Regions from separate parts of the Mus musculus genome. Here all the other regions are linked to region 1. The links are chromatin loops, found by intact Hi-C in ENCODE. Cell type or tissue: left cerebral cortex. All regions are shown on one strand. Each heading gives the region's core, and the rest is flanking DNA. Links, peaks and the distances in the headings are about the cores only.

What was found. A loop is a pair of places that touch in the nucleus more often than their neighbours do. Peaks named below come from ENCODE experiments on the same cell type or tissue, not always from the same donor. Only the 100,000 strongest peaks of a DNase experiment are listed, where the experiment ranks them.
Region 2: it touches region 1 in a loop (5-fold over the local background); 2 of 42 quality-filtered maps call a loop at or near these places.
Region 3: it touches region 1 in a loop (4-fold over the local background); 3 of 42 quality-filtered maps call a loop at or near these places.

What each region holds. Positions count from the first base shown.
Region 1 is chr8:74,195,217-74,205,393 of GRCm38, reverse strand. No RefSeq gene overlaps it. Among named protein-coding and RNA genes, the nearest start is that of Isx, 670 kb to the left of the region's middle. In left cerebral cortex, for the core only: no CTCF peak of the experiment used is centred there; DNase peaks (open chromatin) are centred at 2,254 and 5,913; H3K27ac peaks cover 262 bases.
Region 2 is chr8:73,607,079-73,617,255 of GRCm38, reverse strand. No RefSeq gene overlaps it. Among named protein-coding and RNA genes, the nearest start is that of Large1, 260 kb to the right of the region's middle. In left cerebral cortex, for the core only: no CTCF peak of the experiment used is centred there; DNase peaks (open chromatin) are centred at 2,414, 2,950 and 5,463; H3K27ac peaks cover 2,306 bases.
Region 3 is chr8:73,345,905-73,356,081 of GRCm38, reverse strand. It overlaps Large1 (LARGE xylosyl- and glucuronyltransferase 1), which reads left to right and starts at 2,542. Exons shown (of 15, transcript NM_010687.2): 1 at 2,542-3,616. In left cerebral cortex, for the core only: a CTCF peak has its summit at 5,506 (motif pointing right); DNase peaks (open chromatin) are centred at 4,064, 4,658, 5,208, 5,572 and 4 more places; H3K4me3 peaks cover 5,090 bases; H3K27ac peaks cover 3,484 bases.

The DNA.
Region 1 (10,177 bases), core at 1,553-9,552:
TACATGTGATATTTTCTGGTTCACATTTAGTAAACCCTGATTACATTCCCTCGAGTGCAAGTTAAGGCACATGTACTGGTGGCTGCATGCAGCCTGGAGAACACCAGCTTGCATGCTCTTATCTTGATCAGATCTTACCACGGTCACTTTCTCTTTTATTGAAACCTGGGTTTGAAAAAGGCGAACAGAACAGGGCTAAAGAGGAAGACAGAGGTAGAGTAAATGCTGAAATTTGGGTTTCCTGTCTCCCAAGACAATATGCACTTTCTCTGTTTCATGATGATTTACCAAAGGATATTCCTCTACTTCTGAGCAGTAGGATAAGCATTCTCTTCCCTGATTCCATGTCTGTCTCAGTTACTCTCTCAATACTATGACAAATATCCAGTAATAATCAAGGAAAAACAGATTTATGTGGTCACTTGTATAGTTCATCATGGCTGGGAAGTCCTTATGGTAGCAAGAGAATGAAGTATCTGCTCACACCACATCTCTACTCATGAAGCAGGGGCTCATCCTGATCTCTACTTTTTATTTAGCCTGGAACTTGAGCCCATGAGCTAGTATCACCCACACTGAGGGTGGATCTTTTCTTTGAAAGAAATAGTTTCAGAGGCATGTTTCCATGGTGATTCTAAATCCAGCCAGGCTGACAATGAGTATTAACTACCACAATGTCCCCATCTAAATTTAGGATAGCACATATTATCATTCACTTATCCATTAAACAATTTGAGCATTCCCTCAATGTTGAGCTTCTGGTGCTGAATATATATTAGGGGATGAAATATGTATGCATTTGTAAACTGATGGTGTTCACAGTTTAATAGATCACCGTGTCTCCAGCAGCAGCAGCAGCAGCAGGAGCAGCAGCAGCAGCAGCAGCAGCAGCAGCTTTCTCAGGAGGCATACTCATCATGTCTCAAACACTTTCCCAGTACTTTACATGCCTTTGTTTAAACACTATGCTCTTGTTTTATTGTGAGATAAAGGTCACTGAGATAGGTACTTAGCAGGAATGTGAGAAAGATACAGTAAAAGCACATACAACTTGTCTAAGCCCTCAATTGTGTAGGTCAGTTAGAAAAGCTAAAATGCTAAACTGTATGCCAGTGTGTGTAGTGGTACTTTCTAAACATTTATATAATGGGAAATTTTATTAGTGTATCCTGTTTAACCCTTACTGTCCTTCTCTGTGAAAAATCATCATTTACATTTTTATAAGTGGTAAAAACAAGTCTTAGGTTTGATGACTTGCATCATTGATGAGCTGATAGTGAAGGCCACTTAGTTCAATGTCTATCCTTTTATAAGACCTCAATTCCTCCTTAATTCATTATAAAATGTGTCAAAATTGTGATAGAATGGATGAATTATCTTGTGTTATTAAAACTGGGAGGGTAGAAGAGGTTTTCATTATAAAAACAGAGCTTAAAACTGCCAGCATCAAGCTGGCAGTTTAGGATTCCCAGAATCTATCAGCTGATGAAATAAAAATGTGGAAAATGATCTGGTAGCATTTTCAGATATTCAGAGATCTAAATAGCACTGGTACATATCTGTTCTATTTTTCTGTGTGTTGTTGTGATAAACATCATCACCAGAACCAATTGGGGACATAGAATTTCATCTTATAGTTTACAATACATCATGTAGAAAGCCAAAGCAGGACCTTAAAGAAGAAACCATAGAGGAATAATTCTTACTGGCCTGCTCCTAGATTCCTATTCAGCTACCTTTCTAATATAGCCCAGGCTCATCTGCCTAGGGATAACACTTCCCTCAATATACCTACTAGTACCCTCAATATTATCAAATTAGTAGGTACAGCTCCCACTCATGGATATTAAGGAAACACAAGTGTCCAGTCCATAATTATGGATAACTTTGGCCCATTGGATTTGGCCCAGACTCAGAAAGTACCTACCCTTGGCTTAATGTTCTACCCTTATTACCATAAATTTCAAAATGATTTGAGAATATAAAGCTCCATGATTTTATTGACAAACCATATCTGCATGTATTTGTAGGTATAAAATAAAAGTGATATTATGAGTTGTGAATATAATATAGAATACTCCATTAAATCAACCTACTCATTCATCTCAAATACTTGACTTTTTTCCATGAGACTATTCAAGGTATACCATCTGTGATAGTGTTGTCAACTTGGCACTATCTGAGATCACCTGGGAAGTAATCTTCTAAAAGAGATTTTCTAGATCAGGCTGGCCTGTGAGCATGCCTGTGGGGCAATGTGTTGATTACATTAATTGAAATAGGAAGAGTCATCCACAGTGGGTGATACCATTCTCTAGTCAAGGGATCCTGAACAGCTTAAAAGTAAAAAAGACAAGCTGAATATAAGCATGTATGGGAACTCATTTTGCTCTCCTTCTTGACTATGATGCAACATTCCCAGCTATCTTGAGCTCTCCACACTGTGACTTCCCCACAGTGATGGGCTATAGCCTACAACAGAGAGCTGAAAAAACAAAACCAAAACCAAAACCAAAAACTTCCCCTTAAGATGCTTTTGCCAGCCGGGCAGTGGTGGCACATGTCTTTAATCCCAGCACTTGGGAGGCAGAGGCAGGTGGATTTCCGAGTTTGAGGCTTACCTGGTCTACAGAGTGAGTTCCAGAACAGCCAGGGCCACACAGAGAAACCCTGTCTTGAAAAACAAAACAAAACAAAACAAAACGTGCTTTTGCCAGTGTTTTTTATCATGGCAACAAGAAAGGAAACTAAGTTATCTTAATAGTTACACCTAATAGTACTCAGTTAGCAGCCGTATGCAGCATAGTCTACAAAAGCACTCAAAAAGAAAAACATCAGAGGCCCTGCATCCTTTAATTATTACAAGTCAATTTTCCTGCCCCTCAAATTGTCACCAACAAGAATGGAATTATAGCTGGGCATTGGTGGTGCACTCCTTTAATTCCAACACTTGGGAGGCAGAGGCAGGCAGATTTCTGAGTTTGAGGCCAGTCTGGTCTACAGAGTGAGTTCCAGGACAGCCATGGGTACACAGAGAAACCCTGTCTTGAAAAACCTTAAAAAAAAAAGAAAAAAAAAAAGAAAAAGAAAAAAAAAGGAATTATAGAATATTATTGCTAAATTGAAGAAGTCCAATACAGAAAAATTTACATGTTGTCACTTATATTTGTAATATAATGCAATATAACTTAACAGGAGCAGAGAGTAAATAGTATATATTCACAGTCATTTTACAATGCACATGAACATTTTTCAGCAGATAGTCTGTATTTAATCATACAAATTAACTTGGTTTCAATTTTGTTTTTTGCAACTAGTGTTTTTATCACCTACACACTTAATTTACTTTATTGTCATTTTAAGTAATATACCCTGAGCACTATGTAGCTAATCCTGACAGTTAATCTAGAGATTTTAGACATATATAGGATTAAGAAAAATTTAAAGGGTTTCAAATGTCATCTAGTATAATTATTAACTGGATATTCAAATTACTCTTAGCTTCTATTCTAATTGTGTATGTATCAGGGAATTTGTTTGCCAAGACTGTCCCTAGTTGGAGACAAGGGATTTTCTGTTCAAATATCAGTGGACCTGTATATGACTTGGAACACAATTGATGCTGGCTACAGAGGATGCCCTCGGCGAGTGTCCAGTTACTCTAATGTCACTTCAAAGATGACTGATATAGCTGTTCTAATTATTGAAATACTGAGTTAGTTGAAAGCATATTGCCAGCTAATTTGGATGTAATGACATAAAATGCTTTCATAAAGAGGAACAAAAACTTTACTTAAGTATTGACTATTTGGATACCTAGAGGGGTATCAGACAACTTTCAGAGTTGTGTTTTGGACAAATTATAAACTATAGACAACCATGCCTTAAAAACCTCTGATTCTTACTGTGGTTAATGTATTAAGCATATGATCTTTTCCATCTGTGCATGAGAAAAAGGTGGTAAAACTTCCATCAGAAAGAATAGAGTTGAAGCAGACACAGGTCTTCCCTAGAGCCTGTGGAGGAAAGGGGAGACTCGGAATGTAACATCTCTCCTCATTTTCTCCTTCAAGAACAGAATAAAACTAGTTTTTGATTGCTACAAGAATAACAGATGAGAGTAAGAATAGAGTGCAAGGCCTTGGGGATGATCTAGTTCAACCTAAGCATTTGGTAGACAGAGAGATGGAAACATAAATAATGAAAGTTGTTTATAATGGAGAACTTTTTAAATAGAAGGTTATCCTAGATCTTCTATAGTTCATATTTTTCCTTCTTTCTGGAAAAGAATGTATTTATACACACAATGACATGCATTGCCTGAGGGCTGAAAATTAGATCAAGTAAATTCTCAGTGTCATTGGATAATATATTCAAACAACCTTGTAAACTGGAGAATTGAAGCTAACTCACATTTTAGGGCACCTTTTGTGCATTAGGTGCTATTTTGTGTCACAAATATATTGTTTTGTCCCCAAACAATTTCTGTGAGATTATTATACCTCTGGTTTGCAAACATGAGAGAAGAATGAAATCTGTCTATGCAATGGACATGAGAGATAGGAAGTGACAGAAGTAAGAATTGAACCAGGTATAGTTTTGCATGCACATTCTGCAAATGTTCTGATCATGAGTTATTAAAGCCAAGTCCTATTTAGGGCCTGGAGAAGGATCTATTTGCTTATGAATGAAATGGAGATGTGTAGAGCCTGAAAATTCATTTCTAGCAATTCTGTACTCCAGCTGCTATGCTCCTTTAGCTGTGTGAACAAGGGTATGCCAGGTGAACAGCAGCATGTCTGACCTGAGCACTAACCAGAAAAGTCAATTACAGGAAAAGAATAGAAACTTGGGAATACTTCTTTCCTTTGCGTTATCAGACCTTGACATGACTAAAGGGGATTGTAGCTGAGTTGAAAAGTTGTTAAACTAAAAGAACATTGGGTTGTTAAATCTATTCCATTTCACAACATGGAATGAAAATAAGGACATGAAAAAGAAGCTGCAGAGAGTCTTGACATATACAATAATAATAATAATAATAATAATAATAATAATAATAAATAATAATAATAATAATAAACTCTTTTAGTCCTCTAAAGTATACAAAGATGAGAAGAGAGGCTTCTCAATGTCATAAGGTCCCTACAATTAGGGATATAAAGACAGCCTTCATGAATGCCTTAAGAAGAAACTAGTGACATTTGAGCAACAGATAACTTAGTTTGCTAAGAAAGACTAAAAATTTATTCCCTTAAAACTGGGGTGTGGCTCTGATGGCAATATAGATAAGAAAGCCAAGAACAACCTGTCCTTAGGAAAGCTACTTACAATGAAAATAGCATATACAAACACAGAAGTGGATGCTCACAGTCAGCTATTGGATGGATCACAGGGCCCCCAATGGAGGAGCTAGAGAAAGTACCCAAGGAGCTGGGGGGATCTGCAACCCTATAGGTGGAACAACAATATGAACTAACCAGTAACCCCCCAGAGCTCGTGTCTCTAGCTGCATATATATCAGAAGATGGCCTATTTGGCCATCAGTGGAAAGAGAGGCCCATTGGTCGTGCAAACTTTATATGCCTCAGTACAGGGGAATGCCAGGGCCAAGAAGTGGGGGTGGGTGGGTGGGGGAGTGGGTGGGGGACTTTGGGATAGCATTGGAAATGTAAATGAAATAAATACCTAATTTTTTTAAAAAAAGAAAAGAGAATAGCATATAATTTGTGGTGATTCCATGTCACTGTTTTACCTCACAAGAGAGCATCTCAGGCAGCATAGATAGAGCAGGGTAAAAACATTGAGATTTCTACCTTCTAGCAAGGCCCAATGGATCTTAACATCATGAACTCCCTTGAAGCATTGGCCATGGAAACACAATTGTGGCATGCTGGTTGTATTTGCATTCAAGGAAGAAATGAGAGGAGGTCACAATAACAGGATACCAAGTTGGCTATAGCTTCTAAATCCTTGTGTGGGAAGACCATGGAGGGAAGAACATTGTGCATTTATTTTAAGACATGGTAACTCTGTCCTAGAAAATGTGGTAAGATTTATGGTCTGAACTACTACCCACAAATTTGTTAGCTTCAACAAGGGAGAAGAAATGTCCCCTCCCACCCATAATTTCTTTTGACCTTTAGTAGTGGATACAATGTAGAATGGCGAATGAGTAGAAGTTACAGTAAGTTGCAATTTTTATGTTTTATTTATTTTTGACTACCACACATTTTTATTGGGTACGAACAGTGTCTATACACGTGCCCAACATGCAATAATCAAATTGCATAGAAAACTATTACTTATATTATCTTAAGGCATGCATAACATTTTTTTTGTACTAAGAACATTCCAATTCTTCTTTTAGAGAATATACTGACTATACATACAGAAGTGTGTCTACCTAGACAACACAGTTTCTCCTACAATAAGGGCAGATTTTTGATTATATTTTGTGTTGTCCAAAGCATCTAGCACAAAACTTGTGGTAGAGATATGGTTGAGGAAATGTTCACTGAACCTTGGCTGAACCATAGCCACATGGTATTTTGAGGCTAGAAAGCTATTCATAATGTTCAGCAGTGATGGTGGTTGTAGTGATGGTGATGGTGCATGTTCTTGTGTGTATGTTAGGGATGTCTAATATAAAACTAGTCATTGCCCTACATAGCTTTTTAAATATCCATATCTAAATGTTTGGTATTAATTTGTGTATTTCAAAGTATGTCTATTGTAAGTACTTGTAGTAATTAAAGCACATCCATGTGTGTGGGTCTAATTTTTAGTGCTGGGGCAAACTGTAAGTCTATGGAACAGTGGAGTTTAGATTTCATAATAAAAAAGAAACAGTTTGAGGTTTCCAGTACATTATCTCGCAGACTGTAGACAGATTGAAGTGGGAGGTGACTCACATGCATTAGACTGGCCTAGGTCTGAGCACAAGCCCTACACTGCTGGAGGAGCAAAGTTTAGTTGGAAGAGGGCAGAGATGAATATTGGCCTGCTAGCTCCATGAGGGAGTTTGTACAGTTTGGAATTTCCAAATATCTGTCCTGGCTGAATGACCATGGAGTTCTTCTAAAAGCCACATGTAGTTTGAAATGGCATTTTCCTGTGGTATACTTTCTGTTCTCTTTCCACTGAGCACTAGTGCCAGATTCATATAACCTGCCTGAAATTCTTGAAGTTTTTACTTGTGTATCTGGTAACATAATTATTCTTTGTCAACCTTAGACATCTAACTAGTTCCTCAAGCTGGAATACTCCACACCTGTTCCTCAAGTGTACAGATCAAGTTAGGAAACGAGTTGCTCGTCTCCAGGTCATTTTATTGTAACAACAAAGGAGACTAGGAACAGGCTAACCCATGTTGAATCCAAAGCTACTCTATTGTCCCTATCTTCAGTGTGGGGACTGAATTTGACTATGCATAAAATTCTGTACCTTTTTTTCTAATGTCCATGGAGAATCACAAATCCATCTTCCTTGTGATGGTCAGTTTTAATTTGTTAACTGAAGAGAGACTCGATAAGAGATTATCAAGGTCAAATTGGCCCATGTAGATATCTAAAGTAGTTTGTCTTAATTGACTTAATTGACATGGGAAGATCCATCCTGAAAGTGGGTGGTACTGGGTTGTATACGATTAAAGAAAGTACTAAATATTCCTATGTTTACCTCTCTCTGTCCTTGCTTGTGGCTATGTAGTGATAACTGTCCGAATCTCCTGTCCCTGTGATTGTAATTATGGACTATAACTTAGAATTGTGACCTAAATAAATCCCTTTCTCAATGGCAGGGTTTTTTTAAAGTATTGTATTCCATGTTGGTTCTTTTGACTATTATTTTCAAATATAAACATTTATTTGTAGTTTGGATAGTTGTTGCATATTGCTTAGAAGCTTCTTTTTTTTTTTTTTTTTTTTTTTTTTTTTTTTTTTTTTTTATTAGGTATTTAGCTCATTTACATTTCCAATGCTATACCAAAAGTCCCCCTTACCCACCCACCCCCACTCCCCTACCCACCCACTCCCCCCCTTTGGCCCTGGCGTTCCCCTGTACCGGGGCACACAAAGTCTGCTTGTCCAATGGGCCTCTCTTTCCAGTGATGGCCGACTAGGCCATCTTTTGATACATATGCAGCTAGAGTCAAGAGCTCAGGGGTACTGGTTAGTTCATAATGTTGTTCCACCTATAGGGTTGAAGATCCCTTTAGCTCCTTGGGTACTTTCTCTAGCTCCTCCATTGGGAGCCCTGTGATCCATCCATTAGCTGACTGTGAGCATCCACTTCTGTGTTTGCTAGGCCCCGGCATAGTCTCACAAGAGACAGCTACATCTGGGTCCTTTCAGTAAAATCTTGCTAGTGTATGCAATGGTGTCAGCATTTGGAAGCTGATTATGGGGTGGATCCCTGGATATGGCAGTCTCTACATGGTCCATCCTTTCATCTCAGCTCCATACTTTGTTTCTGTAACTCCTTCCATGGGTGTTTTGTTCCCACTTCTAAGGAGGGGCATAGTGTCCACACTTCAGTCTTCATTTTTCTTGAGTTTCATGTGTTTAGGAAATTGTATCTTATATCGTGGGTATCCTAGGTTTTGGGCTAGTATCCACTTATCAGTGAGTACATATTGTGTGAGTTCCTTTGTGATTGTGTTACCTCACTCAGGATGATGCTCTCCAGGTCCATCCATTTGGCTAGGAATTTCATAAATTCATTCTTTTTAATAGCTGAGTAGTACTCCATTGTGTAGATGTACCACATTTTCTGTATCCATTCCTCTGTTGAGGGGCATCTGGGTTCTTTCCAGTTTCTGGCTATTATAAATAAGGCTGCTATGAACATAGTGGAGCATGTGTCCTTCTTACCAGTTGGGGCTTCTTCTGGATATATGCCCAGGAGAGGTATTGCTGGATCCTCCGGTAGTACTATGTCCAATTTTCTGAGGAACCGCCAGACTGATTTCCAGAGTGGTTGTACAAGCCTGCAATCCCACCAACAATGGAGGAGTGTTCCTCTTTCTCCACATCCTCGCCAGCATCTGCTGTCACCTGAATTTTTGATCTTAGCCATTCTCACTGGTGTGAGGTGGAATCTCAGGGTTGTTTTGATTTGCATTTCCCTGATGATTAAGGATGTTGAACATTTTTTCAGGTGCTTCTCTGCCATTCGGTATTCCTCAGGTGAGAATTCTTTGTTCAGTTCTGAGCCCCATTTTTTAAGGGGGTTATTTGATTTTCTGAGGTCCACCTTCTTGAGTTCTTTATATATGTTGGATATTAGTCCCCTATCTGATTTAGGATAGGTAAAGATCCTTTCCCAGTCTGTTGGTGGTCTTTTTGTCTTATAGACAGTGTCTTTTGCCTTGCAGAAACTTTGGAGTTTCATTAGGTCCCATTTGTCGATTCTCGATCTTACAGCACAAGCCATTGCTGTTCTGTTCAGGAATTTTTCCCCTGTGCCCATATCTTCAAGGCTTTTCCCCACTTTCTCCTCTATAAGTTTCAGTGTCTCTGGTTTTATGTGAAGTTCCTTGATCCACTTAGATTTGACCTTAGTACAAGGAGATAAGTATGGATCGATTCGCATTCTTCTACATGATAACAACCAGTTGTGCCAGCACCAATTGTTGAAAATGCTGTCTTTCTTCCACTGGATGGTTTTGGCTCCCTTGTCGAAGATCAAGTGACCATAGGTGTGTGGGTTCATTTCTGGGTCTTCAATTCTATTCCATTGGTCCACTTGTCTGTCTCTATACCAGTACCATGCAGTTTTTATCACAATTGCTCTGTAGTAAAGCTTTAGGTCAGGCATGGTGATTCCACCAGAGGTTCTTTTATCCTTGAGAAGAGTTTTTGCTATCCTCGGTTTTTTGTTATTCCAGATGAATTTGCAAATTGCTCCTTCTAATTCGTTGAAGAATTGAGTTGGAATTTTAATGGGGATTGCATTGAATCTGTAGATTGCTTTTGGCAAGATAGCCATTTTTACAATGTTGGTCCTGCCAATCCATGAGCATGGGAGATCTTTCCATCTTCTGAGATCTTCTTTAATTTCTTTCTTCAGGGACTTGAAGTTTTTATCATACAGATCTTTCACTTCCTTCGTTAGAGTCACGCCGAGATATTTTATATTATTTGTGGCTATTGAGAAGGGTGTTGTTTCCCTAATT
Region 2 (10,177 bases), core at 1,381-9,380, 590 kb after region 1:
CTAATAACACAGCCAGAGAACAGTGTAAGAAAGAAAGTGTAACTGATTTTTACAAAGCACCCCCAGGATAGTGATCAGTAAACATTTACTATGAGAAACTAGACTGAATCATTTTGTTTTGTGAGCCATTTGGCATCTTGAACAATAACACAACCTCCCAGACCTAGTGAAAAAGAATTCATAGATGCTTATAAAAGAATATGGAGAAAGCCTGGATTTTTGGAGAAAAGTGTCAGGCCCATAGGATGTTGTCTGATAATGACTTGCCCTGGTGAATATGGAAAGAATGCTACATGGGAAGAAGTAAAAACATGCTGATATTTAAGCTAACATCCTAATGTTGAGAAAGAATATCTTATGGCCATTGAAGAGGAGGTATTTTAAACAAAAGCATGTGCAAAAATTCAAGTCATAACTGTTTCAGCATAGAAATAGCTATCTATATAATTAGATATAGGCAAGAAGAAGAGAGATTCAGGTAAGTGTCAGGTTACTGTGTGATTCAGAGCCTTTTACACAGAAGGTGATCATCACACATTTCAGGAACTCTGAATATATATATTATTAAAACAAATTAGACTGCTCAGAATATTTGTTCAAATTCAGGTGAACAAATTCAAGTTGTTCATGCAACAGTAACCTTCTGTCTACAACCTGATTCATGAATTACCTTTCACCTTTGTCTTCCATGAAGGGTTCCAACCATACCTAGCCCCAGCCTCCAGAATGCAGCTTGGAGTTCCAGGCCTTGTAAAAGCAGGTCCTCCCTGATGCAGGTTTAAGAAGTTAAGAGATTCTTGCCTGTGGTCCCTAAAAGGGAGAGTTCTAACATTCATGCCCAGCTGTTAACAGAAGAATGCTTGTTACAGAGAGCACTAGGTATTTCACAAATTTCTCCCAAGTATACTCTCAGATCCCAAAAGTTATATGAAATCTATGACATGCACTAGCCAAAGAATGGAAATCAGATCTAGTATTTGTCACCCATAGATAGAGTTGTAAGAACCACTATTGTAATCACTAAGTCTTCCTTTCTGCCTCCACAAGTGTTAAAGTGGTTGTCTAGAGGGAGCTGTCTTATAACCATGTGGGACAGATGATAGCTGCTAAATTAAAGTGGTGCACAGTTGCATTGTATTATATTTTGATTTCATGGTTAAGATTGCCCTGTAATTCATTCTATCCTAATGTAAAAAACTGGCACTCAAAATCAACTTGTTGTGAGATAATCTATATCATGTTGACCTAATAGTTAACTGGTGTGACTTAGGGTACCCAGGATATTTAGCAGATTATGTAGGTTCTATAAAGCTAATGATTTTTCTGTCTTGTTCTCTAACACAGCATAAAACTTCACAGTTTTAGGCTCTGTGGATATTTGTTGAATGAATGAATCAATCAATCAATATTAATTTTCAGAAATATGGGAATAAAGGAGATTTTAGGCAAATGTGAGAACTTGGCTTCACAAACTAAGGATCTGCATTTACCTGGACAATATGATTGTGCCTGGGGTAAGAAGGAGGCTAAGGAAACAGCAGGAGAAGGATGAGCTGGAGATAACTGGAGAAGTTACTTGGGTGTGCTTTAAAGAGATTTGCACATCACACTATGTGTAACTATTAGTTTAGAGACAATGTTACTGAAGGTCAAATACTCAGGATAAAGAAAAATGTAAATTTTGAGCTAATATGTTCAAAACACTATAGGGAGCAGTAGAAGTCTGTGCAAGTCTCTTTATCCTAAAGGCTTGCCACTTTGAACATTTAAAAATGTTGTGATCAGCATGCACATATCTGAAGGTCACAACCCAGTAAAGAAGTAGTTTTTAAAGCCCAATGGATGAGACAATTGGGAACCAATAAAAACTTCCACAAAGAAAATACAAGATTAGAAGCCATCATCTACCCTCTTGAAACTCAGAAACCTGACAACTGAATATTTCTTCATGTGTTGGCACAAACTAATTTGATAGAGAACACAGCTGAACTTATAAGGCATTTCTTCACAATCTTTAACCCTCTTCATGTGGATGTTCATAGACAGTACTCATCCATGTTTGCGATGATGGTGTTATCCCATGGTGTACTGATAGACCTACAGAATATGCTGTACATGGCATCTCTTAAATCCAAAAGATTCTTGTGCTTTCATAAAACCCAGATTTTAGATGAAGGAATACAGACCTCTTCCATGAACCTGTTGAAGCTTTAGGAGGAAACTGTTCTGCAAACAGTTCTAATATTAAATTGGAGAAATTAAGGAAGAAGTGAGTGAAGAAATTGTGGGCAAACCAGGAGTGAAAAATATTGAGCTCTGTAACAAGCTGGAGACACCGGCAGAGGAGGAGTTGGGGGATATTTCCCAGCTATATTCATGCAAGTCAGTTTCAGATTGAAAGTGGGAGGCAAGAGAGGAAGGAATCCAGGATGTGCCTCATGCTGCTAGCTTGGAAAAGCGGACAGATGGTGAGCCATCTCCCATTAAAGAGAATCAAGAACAATCAGAATTAAGGAAATCATTTCAACATGCTTATTTGACCATGTGCATGTGAGGTTCCTGTGAAAACATGGAGAAGAAGTTGGAAATATGGGATGGTGAGCTTAGAAGGAAATCTAGTGAAGGGGTTACAAATTTGGAAGGTGTAATATAGTGTGTAATGTTCTACCAATAGATATGTCAAAGTCCTAGCTCTCAGTCTGAGTATAACCACATTAGAAGAGAGACTTTGAAGATAAAATTACACTGAAGTCTTGACATGAGGCATGTTGACTATGAAGCAAGTGACTGTCGATTTTACAAAAAAAAAAAGGAAGGACACAGAAAACAGCCAGATGAAGAGATAGATTGAGGATACATCAATGCATTTATAAGCCAGGAATTCTGAAGACTGTCAGAGACAGAGTCTGTGAGAGAGGCATTAGTCAGACTTTCCTTCAGAGTCTCCAGCTTGGAAACTCGCCCATGATCAACTTGATTTTTGGATTTCTAAAAACCAGAAAGATGAAATAGTCTATCATTGATCTTATAAGCCATGCAGTGGGTGGAAGTTTGTTATGGCAATACAGGAGACTATGAGAATGCTTCAGCCATGAAGGGCATTCTCAGCAAAACATTGCTAATAAGGAGAGGAGGATTTAAGTGACACCAACATTGAGTAGAAAGGAAAGGACAGGGTGAGGATGGTCAGAGATAAACACAGAGAATTGAGAGCTCAGAAAATCATGAGCTACCAGCAGGAATCAAATGGTATCAAATTTTGCAGAGGTGGCATATAGAATATAGTCTGTAGAGAGAAAATCCTGTTCATACCAAGGTCACTGGTGACTTTCAATGGAAGCAATTTCAGGGATCTAAGGAGTCAGTAATGTATGAAAAAGTCAGCAGAATATTCTTTCCGAGATGTGTGATTAACTTGCTTCCTAGGAGCATCCTGAAGGCTACCTTAGGAATGGTGGTAACAGGAAAGTGGCCATGTTTGTGGTTTGCATGGGATTTGAATTTATTTCAAAGATTTATAGGCTGGCAAGCTTGAGGATCTCTACTGGCTATTTGTGTTAGGACAAAGTTGTCCTAGTTCTGGGCAAAGTTGTCAACATAGAAGAAATAAAGACAGTCAAATATCGAACAGCAGTTGGAGTTGAGAGCACGTAGTATTTCTTTGTACAGAGCTGTTGCTGTTAAGCAGCTGGTGGTCAAGTTTTTGATCCTCCCTTGCAGCTAGGTAAAGACATGATCTTTTCATACCAATGGAAGAAGGATAGAAAAGAGTAGAAGTAAGGCAGGGAATCCTCTATGCCCTGGGGTATGGCAAGTGTGCATGCCTTTTCCAGTTTTTCTCTCCTCAACATAAACTGGAATCAGAGGAGTCACAATTCTTAGTGATGACAGGCCACAGAAACTGAAGGAGCCAGAGTTCCTGAATCACATAAAGTCTTTCATTAATAGAAAAAAAGCCACAATAGATTGCTAAATGAGTGTGAAACAAAGATGGTCAGCCGGATGGTGGTTGCGCATGCCTTTAATCCCAGCACTTGGGAGGCAGAGGCAGGTGGATTTCTGAGGTCGAGGCCAGCCTGGTCTACAGAGTGAGCTCCAGGACAGCCAGGCCTATACAGAGAAACCCTGTCTCAAAAAACCAAACAAATAAAAACAAAAACAAAAACAAAACAAAGATGGTTTTAGTGAAATACGAAGGTCTATTTGTTTTAAAAGCTAGTGTTACTTTAAGATAGCCTGAATATTTTACAGAGTCCAGATTTCAAATGGCTGGGTTACTGTCATCTGTTATAGAGCTCAAATGCTACTGGCTTGAGTCACAAGTAACCAGCTGACTAGGTGCACCTAGCATCTGTCCCATTCTCACTAAGGACTTTTCATTCTTTCAGAATAATTATTTGAATGCCAAGTACTCCTGAGCAGGACTCAGAGGGACAGCATGCATGTGATGGATCTCTGCCTTTAACTTGCTTATATTCTAAGGTTGGCAGACAGACAGGAAGCAGATAAACAAATCGTTCTAGACTTCAATTCCAGGTAAGTAGATGTGTGTGTTACACTATTGAGCACTAAATATAACAGAATAATGGATAAAAAGTGATAGGCAGAGTGTGCTGCAAAGAGAAGATCTTGGGCTGGTGAGATGGCTCAGTGGGTTAGAGCACCCGACTGCTCTTCCGAAGGTCCAGAGTTCAAATCCCAGCAACCACATGGTGGCTCACAACCATCCGTAACGAGATCTGACTCCCTCTTCTGGTGTATCTAAAGACAGCTACAGTGTACTTACATATAATAAATAAATAAATCTTTAAAAAAAAAAAAAAAAAAGAGAAGATCTTTGTCCAGGAAAACTACAATGGAGATTTTTGTGAAGTTGCTAGACAGGCAAAGAAAAAGATGGAATGATGTTAACTAGAAAGCTTGAAAGAGGCCCCGAGGAAATGTGTGTCTGGTGTTTGGGGCAAACATTGTGACCACAGCAGGAGGAGTGACCATTCTAAGAGCAGAGTGAGAGAGGCAATATTGAGCTATATCCTGGAGGATCATGGGAAGGAGTTTGAGCACTGCCCTAAGTAGGATGCCCCTGACCTGACCTAGCTTCCCATGTGAGAAGTGTCCAAAGCACCTGCACCTTCCTTGGAGTCCTGCCACCTGTTGGCCTGGGACCTTGCACCTGTCTTTTCATCGCCCTTTAACTCACTCTGAGCTTCCTCTGGACACTTTCCAGACTGGATGGTATATTTGTCAAGAATAAGCCAGGCAAAGAAAATCTCTTTGCTGGTGGAGAAGTGAGGCCTCTGCAGAGAAAATAAAACTTGTGGGCTTACCAGGGGAGAAGCAGCCCCATGAGGCTATGAGCACGAAGTCTATATTTGAGCTGAAATTACGCAGGCTGGCAGGTGGGAACCCAAACACAACTGCTTTTCCTTATGTGATGGCAAGTGAGTAATTTTGCCTCCTGAGTTTGAGGAAGTTCCTCCTGCTATGAATTGGTGTGATCGCTCATACTAGAACGCTGTAGCGGTACATGGGAGGGCTCGGGGCCTCCACAGATGGGAACACTTTTAACAGTCACGATAACTCACATTTGCAAACTACACTTCGTTCGCTCCATCTGTGTCGCCCCAGCCTAACATCAATCTAGGGGACCAGCCAATTCTATTTTAAACATCAGGAAATTCTGGCCCAGAGAGATGAAATGAGGAGCCTAAGGCTACCGAGACAGTGGCTACATTATTCTTTTGAAGGACAGTCTGAAAATGTCATTATTAATTCCCCTGTTTAAAATTGTTCATTTAAAACTGAAATACTTTCTTGTGTCCTATAAGGTCTTATACCAGACATTGGACAAATAGCCCAACTTTATAAAAACGTTTTATTGGAGATCCACTTGTCTGTATAGCATGAATGGCTGCTTGTGCAAGACAAGGAGAGGATTGAGTAGTTGAGAGAGGCCTGTATAGGCCCCGAAGTTGATAATATTTAACACCTGGCCTTTTCCAGAACAGGTTTATTAACATCAGCTGAGGTACCCTAACCTTTTCTCCTACTCTTTCTCCTACTCATTCTTTGTTCTTTTTCAGGTATTTTGGTTCCTCCCCAACACATACACACACACACACACACACACACACACACACACACACACACACACACACACACACACACACACACACTACATTTGTTCACATCTCAGAACAAATGCTGACACTCAGGGAGACATCCTGTGACCTCCTAGCTAACATAGCCCAAGTCCTAGCACAAATTCACTTCTTTATAATTTTTGTATTTGTGCCAATATTACTTTCTCAGTGGTCTTATGTATTTATGTACTTATTGTTGATGTATACGACCACACTATTATCTCCATGGGAACAGGTATCTGGACTTCATTGCTCAGTTTATACTGCAAGCAAAATGGTTCTTGACACCTACTGGCCTCTTCATAGTCAACTGCTAAATGAATATGCAAATCAAAGAATTAATGAGACTCCAACCCATTCTGATTAAGGTGAGATCTTTCAACCTAGCTATTATTGACCTCTGGAAGTGGAAATTTTGTTGTTGTGGGGATGTCCTGTTTATTATAGATTTTTAAAGCACCTTTCTTGGCCTGCTAGATGTCAATTGCTTATCAGCTGCACCATCTGGATTATGAAAACCAAAAATGTTTTCACACTTTGCAAAATGTCCCCTTTGTGGGAAGATGTGCCCCAGTTGAGAAACACTGGACTGTATGTTTTATCTTGGTAGAACAGGCTTGAGAGATGACTTACTGAGTATTATGCTTGCTGTGCAAACAAGAAAACCTCAGTTCAGATCCTCAGCAGTAATGGAAAAAGCTAGGTGCAAATCTACACATCTGTAACTGCAGCACTGGGAGCTTGGAGTTACACAGATCAATGGGCTTGGGGCCAGCCAGTCTAGAGGAGATGGTAAGGTCCAAGTTGAGAAACACACACACCCTGTTTCAGAACATAAGATAGGAGAAATAGAAGACATGCAATAGCAATCTCTGATCTCTACATGCATATCTGAGCATCCTTATTCTCTCTCTCTCTCTCTCTCTCTCTCTCTCTCTCTCTCACACACACACACACACACACATACACACACACACACTGTCATTGGGCCTTAAAACTTAATAGCAAGCTTTTACCCAAGAACATAGTAATTTCAAATTTCTTTTTTTTATTGTTTGATAATTTTTTGTTAGATATTTTCTATATTTACATTTCAAATGTTATCCCCTTTCCTAGTTTCTTCTCCAAAAACCCCTATCCCCTCATCCCTCCCCCTGCTCCCCAACCCACCCACTCCCATTCCTGGGCCTGGCATTCCCCTATACTGGGGCATAGAGCCTTCACAGGAAAAAGGGCCTCTCCTGCCATTGATAACCAACTAGGCCATCCTCTGCTACATATAGCTAGAGCCACAAGTTCCATCATGTGTTTTCTTCGATTGGTGGTTTAGTTCCAAGGAGCTCTGGGGGTACTGGTTAGTTCATATTGATGTTCTTCCTATGGTACTTCAGACCCCTTCAGCTCCCTGGCTCCCTCATTGGGACCTCGTGCTCCGTCCAATGAATGACTGTGAGCATCAACTTCTGTATGTGCCAGGCACTGGCAGAGCCTAAAAGGAGATAGCTATATCAGGCTTCTTTCAGCAGGCTCTTGTTGGCATCTGCCTAGTGACTGGGTTTGGTGTTTTTTTTTTATGGGATGGATCCCCAAGTGGGGCAGTCTCTGGATGGTTGTTCCTTCAGTCTCTGCTCCGAATTTTGTCTCTGTAACTCCTTCCATGGGTATTTTGTTCCCCATTCTTAAAAGGAACAAAGTACTCACACTTTGGTCTTCCTTCTTCTTGAGTTTCATGTGTTTTGCAAATTGTATCTTGGGTATTCTAAGTTTCTGGACTAATATCCACTTATCAGTGAATGCATATCATGTGTGTTCTTTTGTGATGGGGCTACCTCACTCAGGATGATATCCTCCAGATCCATCCATTTGTCTGAGAATTTCATACGTTCTTTGTTTTTAATAGCTGAGTAGTATTCCATTGTGTAAATGTACCACATTTTCTGTATCCATTCTTCTGTTGAGGGACATCTGGGTTCTTTCCAGCTTCTGGCTATTATAAAAAAAAGGCTTTTATGAACATAGTGCAGCATGTGTCCTTATTACAAGTTGGAACATCTGGGTATATGCCCGGGAAAGGTATTGCTGGATCTTCCAGTAGTCCTATGTCCAATTTTCTGAGGAACTGCCAAACTGATTTCCAGAATGGTTGTACTAGCTTGCAATCTCACCAGCAATAGAGGACTACTTTCTCCACATCCTTGCCAGCATCTGCTGTCACCTGAGTTTTTGATCTTAGTCATTCTGATTGGTGTGAGGTTGAATCTCAGAGTTGTTTTGATTTGAATTTTCCTGATGATTAAGGATGTAGAACATTTTTTCAGGTACTTCTCAGCCATTTGGTATTCCTCAGTTGAGAATTCTTTGTTTAGCTCTGTACCCCATTTTTAATAGAGTTTTTTGATTTCCTGGAGTCTAGCTTCTTGAGTTCTTCGTATATATTTGATATTAGTCCCCTATCAGATTTAGGATTGGTAAAGATCCCTTTCCAGTCTGTTGGTGGCCTTTTTGTCTTATTGACAGTGGCCTTTGCCTTACAGAAGCTTTGAATTTTGTGAGGTCCCATTTGTCGATTCTTAACCTTACAGCACAAGCCATTGCTGTTCTGTTCAGAAATTTTTCCCCTGTGTCCATATCTTCAAGGCTTTTCCCCCACTTTCTCTTCTATAAGTTTCAGTGTCTCTAGTTTTATGTGGAGTTCCTTGATCCACTTTGACTTGAGCTTTGTACAAGGGGATAAGAATGGATCAGTTCGCATTCTTCTACATGATAACTGCCAGTTGTGCCAGTACCATTTGTTGAAAATGCTGTCTTTTTTCCACTGGATGGTTTTAGTTCCCTTGTCAAAGATCAAGTGACCATAGGTGTGTGGGTTGTTTGGACCTAAGAGAGACCTCTGCTTTAAGGCCAGTTCCTTGGTAAGATGATGTAATTGCTCCTTTAAGGAAACATCCATATGGTTCTGGAAATACAAAGCCCCAAGTTAAAAACCACCTAGTCATTTTCTTTTTTATTGGTTATTTTATTTATTTACATTTTAAATGTTGTTCCACCTTCCTGGTTTCCCCTCTGCAACCAATTGCCCTATGACATATCCTCTACCACCCACCTAATCATTTTCATTAACAACTGATTAACAAGGAGAAGGCTGAAAGCATAAAGCAACATGTTTTTGCTACTTTCTGCACTAACAACATACAAGGGCTAGGGGCACTGTAAACAAAGAGGCTTAGGGATCTCTAAGGCATTTGGCCATTTGCATGGATCAGAAATATTAATGTGAGTTATTTGGTCAAGCTCTTTTCCATGGCAAAAAGAAAAATGGATAGAGCAAAGATGGAGCAAATGCATCAACTGGCAAGGGCTGCATAATCTCTAGGGTGAGCATATGAAGGCAGGATGTGGAAGTCACTTAGTGATCTTGTTTTTTACAAGGAAAATGCTGAGTGCAGGAAGCCTGCTGTTGCTGCTGCCTGGCTCCTGTGCTGCTCTGATGGAGAAGCTGGGCAATGGATTCTGCTTGCTTCCTGGGGATGTATTCTATTTTCATAGCGCTCTCTCCTTGGTGGGGTATAACTTAATGTGCCACCCAGCAGATGCAGCCACATTTCAGAAAAGGGTGGTTTTCATCAACAGATGACCCATAATGTCCCATGTCATCATCCTGATGCTCTCATTTTTCCTCAGATGGCAGCCAAAATGGTCTTTCATTAGCACATATAGTCTTTGTACTGAAAAAAAAAATCCCCAATCAAGTTTTAAGAGTATGTTTTGTGTGTGTGTGTGTAGCAATTGATGCATGCCTGCTATAGCATACCTCACCTGTTATTCACTTAATGAAGAGTTCTGTAGCACCTATTAGGTGTAGCCCCTGAAATAATAGCTGAGATATAATCTCCAAAGCTGTGTAACCCACCTACATTTGAATAATCAAGGCTAGTTGCTAATATCTTATATTCAGAGAGCATCCTGTTTCCCTGTGGAAATCTTAGGGAGGCAGCAAAACTAACCAGTTTGGAACTCTGCCCAACATCCCAACC
Region 3 (10,177 bases), core at 1,343-9,342, 850 kb after region 1:
AATGTTGGTGTAAGGATAAATAGCAGTTGGTTTATAGGGTACAATACTTTCCTGTTTCTCAGTTCTCAGCGAAATCTGTGCTGACTCTTTAGCAATAACAGATATATCTCCTTCTGTATTTTATTCTGCATTCCTTATACTATCTTATAGCCAAAATCTTTTTATGACATTTGTATCTTGGTTTGTGTCAAGGAGGCATAATTCCTAGGCAATCACCTCCAACTTCAGGATACACACACACACACACACACACACACTCAAACCACAGACTTACATTTGCTTAGACTGTGAAATTTAAGAGCTTAACAGTTCTCGAGAGGAAAAATTTAAAATGAGGGAGAATTACCAGTGGCGTATGGGGGTTATAACAGTTTAACCAACTCCCCACTTAGCCCATTCCTTACATCAGTGGTGTACAACTGTAACCTTGGGTTGATTGAGAGAAGCTTTTTCACATTCAATGAGCTTGTTGACACATGCTATGCAACATCAGGAAATCTGGTAGTAACTATGGCACCTCACTGACCCCAGTGAACATTGCTTCCGCTTTACCCCGCTCATATTTTTCAAGATGTAGACAAAGTACCACTTTTGGGCCATTTTAATGGAGACATTTCTTTCCCACATTCATCATATTTGAGTTTCTGATGTTAATTCAATTATTTCCTCTTTTGCTTGTGAATTCCAAGACTCTCCTTTCCCTTATTAACATGTTAATGTATTGTAATAATGCATTTTTACACCATTGATGAACTGAAGCGAAGCGATAAATAAAAAGAAAGCACACATTACTGCTTCAATTTTACCCAGTTCCAAGGTGGGGGCTGGTGTGGGGGAGGAGGAAGAAAGTAGAAAGGACTGCCGTTCTGCAATAAAATAAAATAAAATAAAATAAAACGATCTCTTTGTTTTCTGGGAGTTCTAGAACAAAGCTGTATGTTAGAGGAAGAACTGAGCTGCCTTCGAGCTAAAAGGCTTGGCATTAAACTTTGACACTTTAATGGCTTTTAGGATATTAGATACTATTTTACCATATAATGTTCTTTTCCGACACAATAATGGCATCAAACCCAGATACGATTTGCTATCCCTGCAACGTTCGTGGTAAGACTTATTCTGGTAGAGATAAGACATCAGGACCCCAGCATCGCAGTTAACTATTCCGAAGCAACCGCTACCTTCGGTTCGCATCCTCCAAGACTTAGGCTCCTACTGATTAGGTAAACAGCGCTGGGAACTGAGGGAGAGCCCCTGCTGGTGGTAAAAGGGGTCCTGGCTTCTAGAGAACGCAGGGAAGCCGAGAGTGTCGAGCAGGTCAAAGGACGGTCCAAGGGTGTAGGTATCAAGGCCAGAGCTGGGGATGAGGGATGGGATCAGAGAGGAGCTGGATCTTCGAATGCGAGATTAGAGTGATGCTCCACCTCGGGTAAGATAGTCAGCTCAGAGTCCCGAGATAGGAAGCCCTTTCTAAGGCATCCCACCTCTCTCCATCCTCCCCAGCCATTAAAAGACAGTGGGTGGGCTGCCGGAGGAGATAAGCGCAGGGGAAGACAGAGATTCAGTGGCTCCTACGGATTGGGGGAGGTGGGGACTCTGGGGGAAGGGGCCCCCAGAAGCCAAGGGACCTAGTTGAGGAAAAAACCCGGAAGCTGGATCGCAGTTTCGGAGCTCCGTCTTCCAGTGGGAGTAGACCGTCCGCTCTGGTCCTCTTTCTCACCCAGGCTCTGCTTCAGCCTCAAGGGAGGGTATTCTCCCAAGGGACATCCCATCCCCTTTACTATAACCAAATCTTTCCGCTCCTTCCGCAGTCCGGGCGGACTCTCCGCATCCTCACCTTCCTCATCAACATCCGGAGGCTTAGATGTCCCTTTAGTGGACGTTGAAAGCGGGGCTCTGAGCAAGAGTAAAATTAGAAAGGAGGTGCATCTATGCGTGTATATATGGACACAAAAATGTAGTTTCCTCTGGTGAGGGGGACCAGAGTCTTGCACAGGATTCTTGGATCCAGAATCCAAGCAAGATGATGTCAAACCGCTCAAATCGGGCCTCTTCACAGCTCTGGCTGCCCCATGACCGGTCAACCTAGGGGAGAGCCGCGTTCCCAACCGAAGGAAAAGCAGGGTAAACTTCCTACTTCCCCCCAAACCGTTATTTTGTAAAAGGAGTGGCACGGTGACCCACCCTGCTCGCAAACCGGAAGCAACAATTGCGAACTCAACCCGCCTCTCTTCACTCTCTTTCATCCAAATCTGGGGTAGCCGGAGTCCGGGAAAGAAGGGCGGGGAGCTCCAGCTAGCACCCTTTTCCCGAGACCCGGCCCGGGCTCCGGGCTCCGGGTGTTTCATCCGCCTGCGTTCCAATGAACCAAGGAGCGGAGGGAGGCGCTTGGTCGTAGGCGTAGCCTAGGCAGGGCGGGCACTAGAGACGCACATTCCTGGCGCTACCCATTGGCTGTCCATGCGATCACGGGGAGGAGGCGTGGCCCCGAGGCGGGCTCCGGTCCCGCCCCCGCTCGGAACCCAGCCCAGGATCGCGGTCCTTCCCCCTCGCCCCCCAGCTGCACAGACATGACACAGACACACAGTCACTGCAGCTGCCGAACGAGCCCGACGCTCTAAGCACGCGGCGGCGGCTGGACTAGCCTGGAGCTCCAACACCAGCGCCCGCCAGCGCGCTCCCACGCCGGTCCCCGCACAGCGATTCTCTCCCGGCCCCGCGCGGGAAGCGGGGATCGCGCGCCTGTCCGTTCGCGGCTCCAGGCTGCCCACAGCGTCTGCAGCGGACGAGCGGCTCCAAACCTGAGCGCTCCGGGAAGCCGGCGCGTCTCCAAGGTGGCGGCGGGGGCTGCCCGCCCGGGCTCCCCGCACCCATCGGGCTGCGTCCCGCTCGCGGCGCCCCGGCGGCCGTGACCTTCCAAGGAGCATCTATCCCGGCCCCGCGCCCCCGGTCCCGCGCCCCAGGCCCGGGCGAGGCCCTCTTCAGCGCCCGCTTCTCGCGGAGCCGCGGGCGGGCGGCGCAGGCCCGGGGGGTGGGGGGGAGGGTCACCGCAAGCAGCTACGGTCGGTCCCAGTGCTCGTTCGCCACGCTGGTCTCTCGGTCCGGCTGAGCTGCCTCCAGCCTCCTGCCTCCTGCCTCGCCTCTTCTCCGTGGCTGGGGCTGCCGGTGTACTTGCCTGGCCGGGCCGGTTGCGGGCAGGCCCTGCCCTGAAGGGGTTAAGCGGTCAGGGGCGCGGAAGGTGAAGCCGGCAGAGCTGCGGCTCCCCGTTTCTTCCTGGCGCTGGTTTCCCGGATCCAACCCAGGGCGGCCCCCAGGCCCTTGCCCATGCGAGGCGCCCAGGGCTTGGAAGAGTCCTTCTGGCGTAGAGCAGCTCTCGGCAGCCGCCTCGGAGGAGGAGAAAGAAGGGAGAGTGCTCAGTCCCGGCAAGGCGGACCTTTCCTATTGATATTTGGAGCCCAAGGCTGTCCCGAAGTCTGTGCTTGGCACCGTCGGTCGGTCGGGTTAGAACAGCTCCAGCTGGGATCTCCACCAGGACCCACTGCACTTAGTAGGCGTCAGTGGCACCACGCGGTTCAGCTCTTTCGGAGTGTACCTCTGCCTGGATGTAGTCAAGGCCAAGGTAAGAGCCCTGATGTGCGAGAGAACCATCGTGGGAACGCTTTAGTGAGCAATGCTGGACAACTTATCCAAACCTGTGGCTGGTACCCGGTGTGCTTAGGATGCTAGTAAAAAGGATGGGCACACCGTTTCTGACTTGGCTTTGAGTCCCGGAAAAGCAGGAGGTGGAAGACCCCAATCTCTAGTGTCCCCAGGATCTGTCTCAGGGCCTGACATGCTCTTAGGTGTACAAGATATTGATAGGCAAGAGCGAGTTGGTGTGTGTGTGTAGGGGGCAGGTTCTTAGTAACACCTGGAGGTATTGTTTTCCCGCCACCCTGGGACCCTTCCTGCTTTTCTTCGACGTTCACCTGCCTTTTATGATGGGATGCCCAGAGAACTTTCCAATAGGTTGAAAAGAGGCCGGGTTGGGTGTATGCATCCACATTTTCCAAAAGCTCTTTAGGATAAAGTGGTTGGATGGCATGGATACCCGTGAGGGGGAGTCCCAACCAACATACCTGGTCTGTCCTGTTACACTAAACTTCTTGTAGTCATCAGTGTCTACTCAGAGCTTCCTGTAAATGTCATTGCTTCTGGAGGTTGGAATGATAAGTATGTTTATCATGAAGTTATACTGTTCATCGCCTTGAAATGCCCCCGCTCTGTAAGGATAGTTCTTTCTATAAGCTGTCTTTACCAGTGTGAGATTTATTAAACCTGTGCACTTCTGGACTTTAAATGGGTCACTTGAGAGGGAACAGATTGTCTTTTGCTGACCCAGTCCATCTCCTGGGTGACCCTTTTTAATAGGGATGCACTGGTTTGGGTTTTGTTTTTTGTTTTTTTGTTTTCCCTGTTCCAGTGCTGATGTACCTCAGTTGAGTAGGTTTCTGCTGAATTCTGAATCTGTGAATTTTGTCACTCAGTCCATTAAAATGATATCCCGAGGGAGCAAAAGAGCAGCTTACATTTTCTGTGAATGTCACAGGAAGTTTACTGAGTCTTATGTAAGTGTCTCAAAAGAGAACTCATACTCTTTCTTCCTTTAGGGCGACAGAGGGAGGTTGGAGGGAGTGGCACGCCACCCTTTCTGACACAGGCGGGCACCCAAAGTGCTTTCTTATGAGTGGAGGCAGGCATCTGAGGCTGATGTTTCTTTTTGCCTCTCCTGCCTTCCCACCTCAGGATTCACTTTGATAGACTCCAGATTGGGAATGATATAAATTAGGAAAAGAACAGTGGTGATTTCTTTTCTCGTCTCTCACAAATGGTTGATATGAATCAATTACTCATCTGTGTGTTGGGACCTTACTGGAGCAGGAAAAAAAAAAAAAAAAAAAAAAGCAGACTAAGAGAAAACTTCCATGAAGGTTTCACACATCTCTTGGGTATTTTCAAAGAGTGCTTTTCCTTATTGAAAATTGCTTGAGGAGAACGCACATTTATGGAGCTGGGGTCTGTTAATTTCAGAACGGAAAGTGAACTGAAGGAAGGATCTGCACAGAAGGGCAGAAGCTATGAGGATTTAGATGTTAGTGGATTTGCCAAAGAAAGGAGGCGAACTCCCGTAGGAGAACAGGGAGGCTTCTAAAGAAGACATTCCCACCAGTGTGGGTGAGCACAGGCTGCCTGCAAGTGTGGGCTCCCAGTGCTTCAAGAAATGGTCTGAATTGTGGACTAATATATTTTGATGTGAAAGGATATAGATTCTTTTGACTTTTAAGTTGAAACTGGATGAGCTTTAGAAATAAAATCAAAGGTTTTTATCCTCTCATAAGTTATGAGAATACTTCTTGTCTAGGTCACCAAGGTTTTTCTAGGATCTGTGTTCCTGAGCTGTTCTTTAAAGTCAGTGCTGGAAGGCAAGAGTCTGCTTTTCCCAGTGTCTCTCTCCATCCTTCAGCCGCCTACAGGACACTAGGGGGAATTGTTTTCTATTCTGTCACCAAAGCACAAAGACCAGGAACAGATGCTAGAAATGACTATGGCTTGTTGTGAAAGCTCATGATCGTAAGTTTTTGGTACTCAGTTTGTGCTTGCACTGTTGAGTGGATGGTTGGCCTGGTTTATTCTACAATGTCATGTGGACTGTGTGGGTGTTAACTGCAAAGTGTTAAGGGAATATCTGGTAAGATTCAAATACAGTGGTTTAAGTATATAAGGGCTATACATTTTGGGAACATTGGCTCCTGTAAACTGCCTTTTTAACATTAGTTCATGCTAACTTTAAATTCCCTAATGGTGCTGGTAACTGTCCTCCATCCCCTTTGTACTTCTGAGGACCAAGCCTCATGATTGCTGAGTGAGTGCTCTGACGACTACTAAGATACATCCCCAGCCCCTCCTTTTTGGGGGACGATGTGGGGATGTGCTTTTGGACAATATAACTCAGTCTTCAAAAATAACACTTCTTCAGGACATTTCTGAAATTAATTCCATTAAACTTAAATTTTCTTGCTGTCATACCCTTAAAAGTACATTCCTTACACAGATAGTAACATAGTATTTGACAGTGTGGTTGGACTTAGATGTGCTCTCCATTTTTAACAGCGTTAAATCATTAGTGTCTGGGATTCCTACAGCAGAATTAGAAGATAATTGTATTTCCCCAAAGATCAAAGTCCCTTGGCCCAGGTCTACCCATAGCAACTAGCTCTTATGAAAGACTTACAGGGGATGAAGGAAGAGTCTAAGAGACTGGCCATTCCAGCATACTGGCACTCAAAGGACAATTTTCACCAAGATATTGGTCCTGCTGGAGTCTTAAAAGCTTGATTTAGCATGTAGACTTAGACTTTGTTCAGAACCTGCAAAATTCTGCAAGTTGTTTCAGTACCTGGAACCCCAGAGTCTGTTAGATTGCATCTGTGACCTTTTACTCATAAGTATAGTGCATATGTAGGTAGTTTAAGGAGAATGGCTACTGTGGTCTAGGAAAAATGATCAACACAGAGTCTCATCCTTCTCTTAGGGCTTTAAGGATTGATCTTCATAGGTGCAGTAGGACCAAGGGGTAAGAGACTGAAGGAAGAAAATATTTAGGGCTGTGGTCCTAAGGCATGAAGGGAGGCTTATAAATTTGGGGAAATCCCTTTGGTAGGGGTGGCAGAAGAAGTTGAGGCAGAGTATTGGATTCTGTAAGGTCAGTGAGGCAGGAACAATGACAATTTGGGGATGTGGCTTTGCTTTATGTGCTGGGCACTGTGATGTTGATATCTGGAAATCAGTAGGTAGATTTCAGTAGAGTTAACTGTTCTTGCTTTTAGTGTAGCAAGTAGTGATTTGATTGATTCTGTTTTTTGTTTTTGTTTTTGATTTTTTTTAATGGCAAATGCTTTGCTCTGTGCCGAAGTCATAAGGGTTCTTCATTTGTCTCATTGGTGATCAGCTGTAGCAGGCAGCCATTCACTCCTGCAAGTTGTGTACAACTGTGCAGGTATGTTCAAAGGATGACTTTGAAGTTTCTACATTAGTGGGAGTAAGGAAGACAGCAGTGTGGAAACCCCAGTATACATTGTGTATGAATAGTCAGTGGAATGGCAACTGGAAAAGGAGAATTTCTAGAAAAGGAAAGCTTGGAGTCAGAAAGTTAGTGCCTTGACTGGGCCCCTTACTAGCAATTGTGCCTCAGTCTCATGCTCTATGAAATCAAAATGGGGCAAGAATGGTTGTTGGGCAAGTTCCAACAGAGGTAGTTGATTATCTCATATTACTATTAAACATAGACAGATGTTTTGGTGTCCATGTTTTTCTCCATAGAGCATTTTTCCTGTCCTTTCAAAAACTGCTAGCAATGCAGATGAAGAAAGGATTTCTTTTCAAGCCTAAGTCAGGCCTCTGTGTACATGAATGACATCTGCGGTTTCATGTGTAATTACACAGTAGTGGGAAAAAAAGGGCCCAGTTACTTAACACGTAATACAGTATGGCAAGGGCAAAGCTGCCTTCTGTTAGAATACATTTTATTTTGTATTAGCTCCAGATAGAGTTATGACTGTGCTTCCCACCAGAACATGGCTTCTGTATTATAGTCATTTCTATTTTCTTCTTAACTTTCTTTGCTGTTGGAATAGTTTTATCTGTAAATGGGAGTATTCCTGCATGTGTCTGACTACTTCTGTGTGTTGTAGTACTAAACTCTAGTGTTTTCCTGGGTCTTCATATCTGTCAGGGATTGGTTCTTAGGTCCTTACCCCTTAATACCAAATTCCACATATGTTCAAGCTACTTTTATAAGATGGAATAATGCTTGTATAGAAACTTAAAAAACCTCTAGATTATTTATAATACCTACTCCAATGTAGATGGTACATAAATACTTATTACAGTGTGATGTTTATAGACTAAATGACCAAATGAAAAAGTCTACATGTTTAGCATAGATATGATTTTTATTTTATATTTTATTTAAAGATTTAGTTTTACTTTATGTGTATGAGTGTTTTGTCTGAAAGAAAAGTGTACTATATGCATGTCTGTATCCCAGATGTCAGAAGAGGACACTGGATTCCCTGGAATTGGAGTTATAGACAGTTGGAAACTGCCAGTGGGTTCTAGAAACTGAGTTCAGGTCCTCTGCAAGAGCAGCAAGTGCTTTTAACTGCCATGCCATCTCTTCAGCCCTAGACACAAATTCTAATGCTTCTTTCTGCTGTTAGTTAAACCCTCTTAATCTGAGGGCTGATTGCATGTGGTCAGGAAGAAACTCAACAGTGGAGTTGTGCACTCCTGTCTGCAGGTTATTAGAGAGAGTGGAAAGTCAAAGTTGGAATTGTGATCTCCATAACCAAGTAAGTACATTTAATTTTATTTGCCTGCCTGCCTGCCTACCTACTTACCTACCAACCTACCTAACTACCTACCTACCTACCTTCTCTCTCTCTTCGTCTCTCTGTCTCTGTATCTCTCTCTCTCTTTCCAGGACCAAGTATATTAAATTTCCCTTCCCTCCCCTCCCCTCCCCTTCCCTCCCCTCCCCTCCCCTCCCCTCCCCTCCCCTCCCCTCCCCTCCCCTCCCCTCCCCTCCCTCCCTCCCTCCCTCCCTCCCTCCCTCCCTCCCTCCCTCTTTCTTTCTTTCTTTCTTTCTTTCTTTCTTTCTTTCTTTCTTTCTTTCTTTCTTTCTTTCTTCATTCACTTTACATTTTGATCAAATTTGCCCCCCCAACCCCTTAGCTCCCCCACCCCCCTGACCCCCAACTTCTGAGGCCTGAGAAACCTGCCCAGCTAGGGGAAAGGGATCAAAAGGCAGGCAAGCATCTTGAGTCTGAGACTCAGTCCACAGTCCAGTTGTTAGGGGACCTACATGAAGACCAAGCTGTACAACTGCTGCATATGTGATTCTTCCACAAGAATCCCTGAGCATTCCTAATGTTTTGCTGTGGGTTTCTGCATCTGTTTCCATCAACAGCTGGATGAAGCCTTTCAGATGACAGTTGTGCTAAGCTCCTGTCTGGGTGCTCCTTGTCCCCACAGGTGTCCTCTGGAGGGAAGGTGATAGACCTTAGGTGGACAACATGTAGCTTACCTCACGTATATTTAATTTTTTTAAGAGCAGGAGCCAAAATAGAGGTGGTAAAAGGTGTGTGTGTGCGCGCGCCTACACATGAGTACCTATATGTGTGCTTGTATTTTCTCATTTCCTTTGCACCCTCCATGCCTGCATTGAGTGGGGTCAGATTGTCAACTCAGGTTTCCTGTGTTCCTTGGATTCCAGGAACCATCTGTCAGTAAAGTATTGCTTATCTTGTACCTTTTAAGTTAGTGTCTCCCGAGAGGGAAAGGACTAACCTGAGCTAGTTTGTGGTAAGGTTTAGACTGCCAGGTAGGGTTTTTACCTTTCTGCTCTGAAATGGGAGAAGACTTAGAGTCAAAAACAGACTTGCTTAAAAAGAATGTCAGCCTTTGCTCTTGGTTACAAACGTCATAAAACCTCTCATACATGAGGCCATGAACATATGAGCAATCTCTTGCTTCTTGTATATGGTGCCAACTGGTTAATCCTGGAATGTTACACTAGTACTTAGCTACTAACTACTTGAGAAAGACCTGCATTGTGATAGAAAGAAAACAAAGCAAAAACAATGTAGTAGATAAATACAAGAGTTGGCCCTTCTGGGATCTTCTCAGAAGAAAGCCTTCCCATTTGACCTTATAGTGGAGAGGCTGGATAAAGATGAAAGTATGAAAGTCAAGTCAGGAAGAATATACCCTGACTTGTTGCTTCTGGATTCCCTGGGGACAGAGTGTAATGCTTATTGGAAAGAAGAAATCTCAAGTGCAATGTGATTCTGAGAGTCTGTTATTATTTTAATATTGAAGCGAAATGGGGGAGTACTATATTTGAGGAAAGTTTGGCATATAAAATCTTCTGTTAAAACCAAGTAATTTAAGATAAGTAATTGTTTGAGCTATGAAAAGATTTTTATTTTACAAAAGTGATTTATTGTGGGTCTCTGTTTAATGGCTGCTCCTTTATGGTATTTGAAATTATTTTATGAATACAATCCTGATGGACAGTTTTAGGAGACTCATTTGTTGTTAGGTAATGTTGGGGACTTTGAGCCATAAAATAGAATGTCTC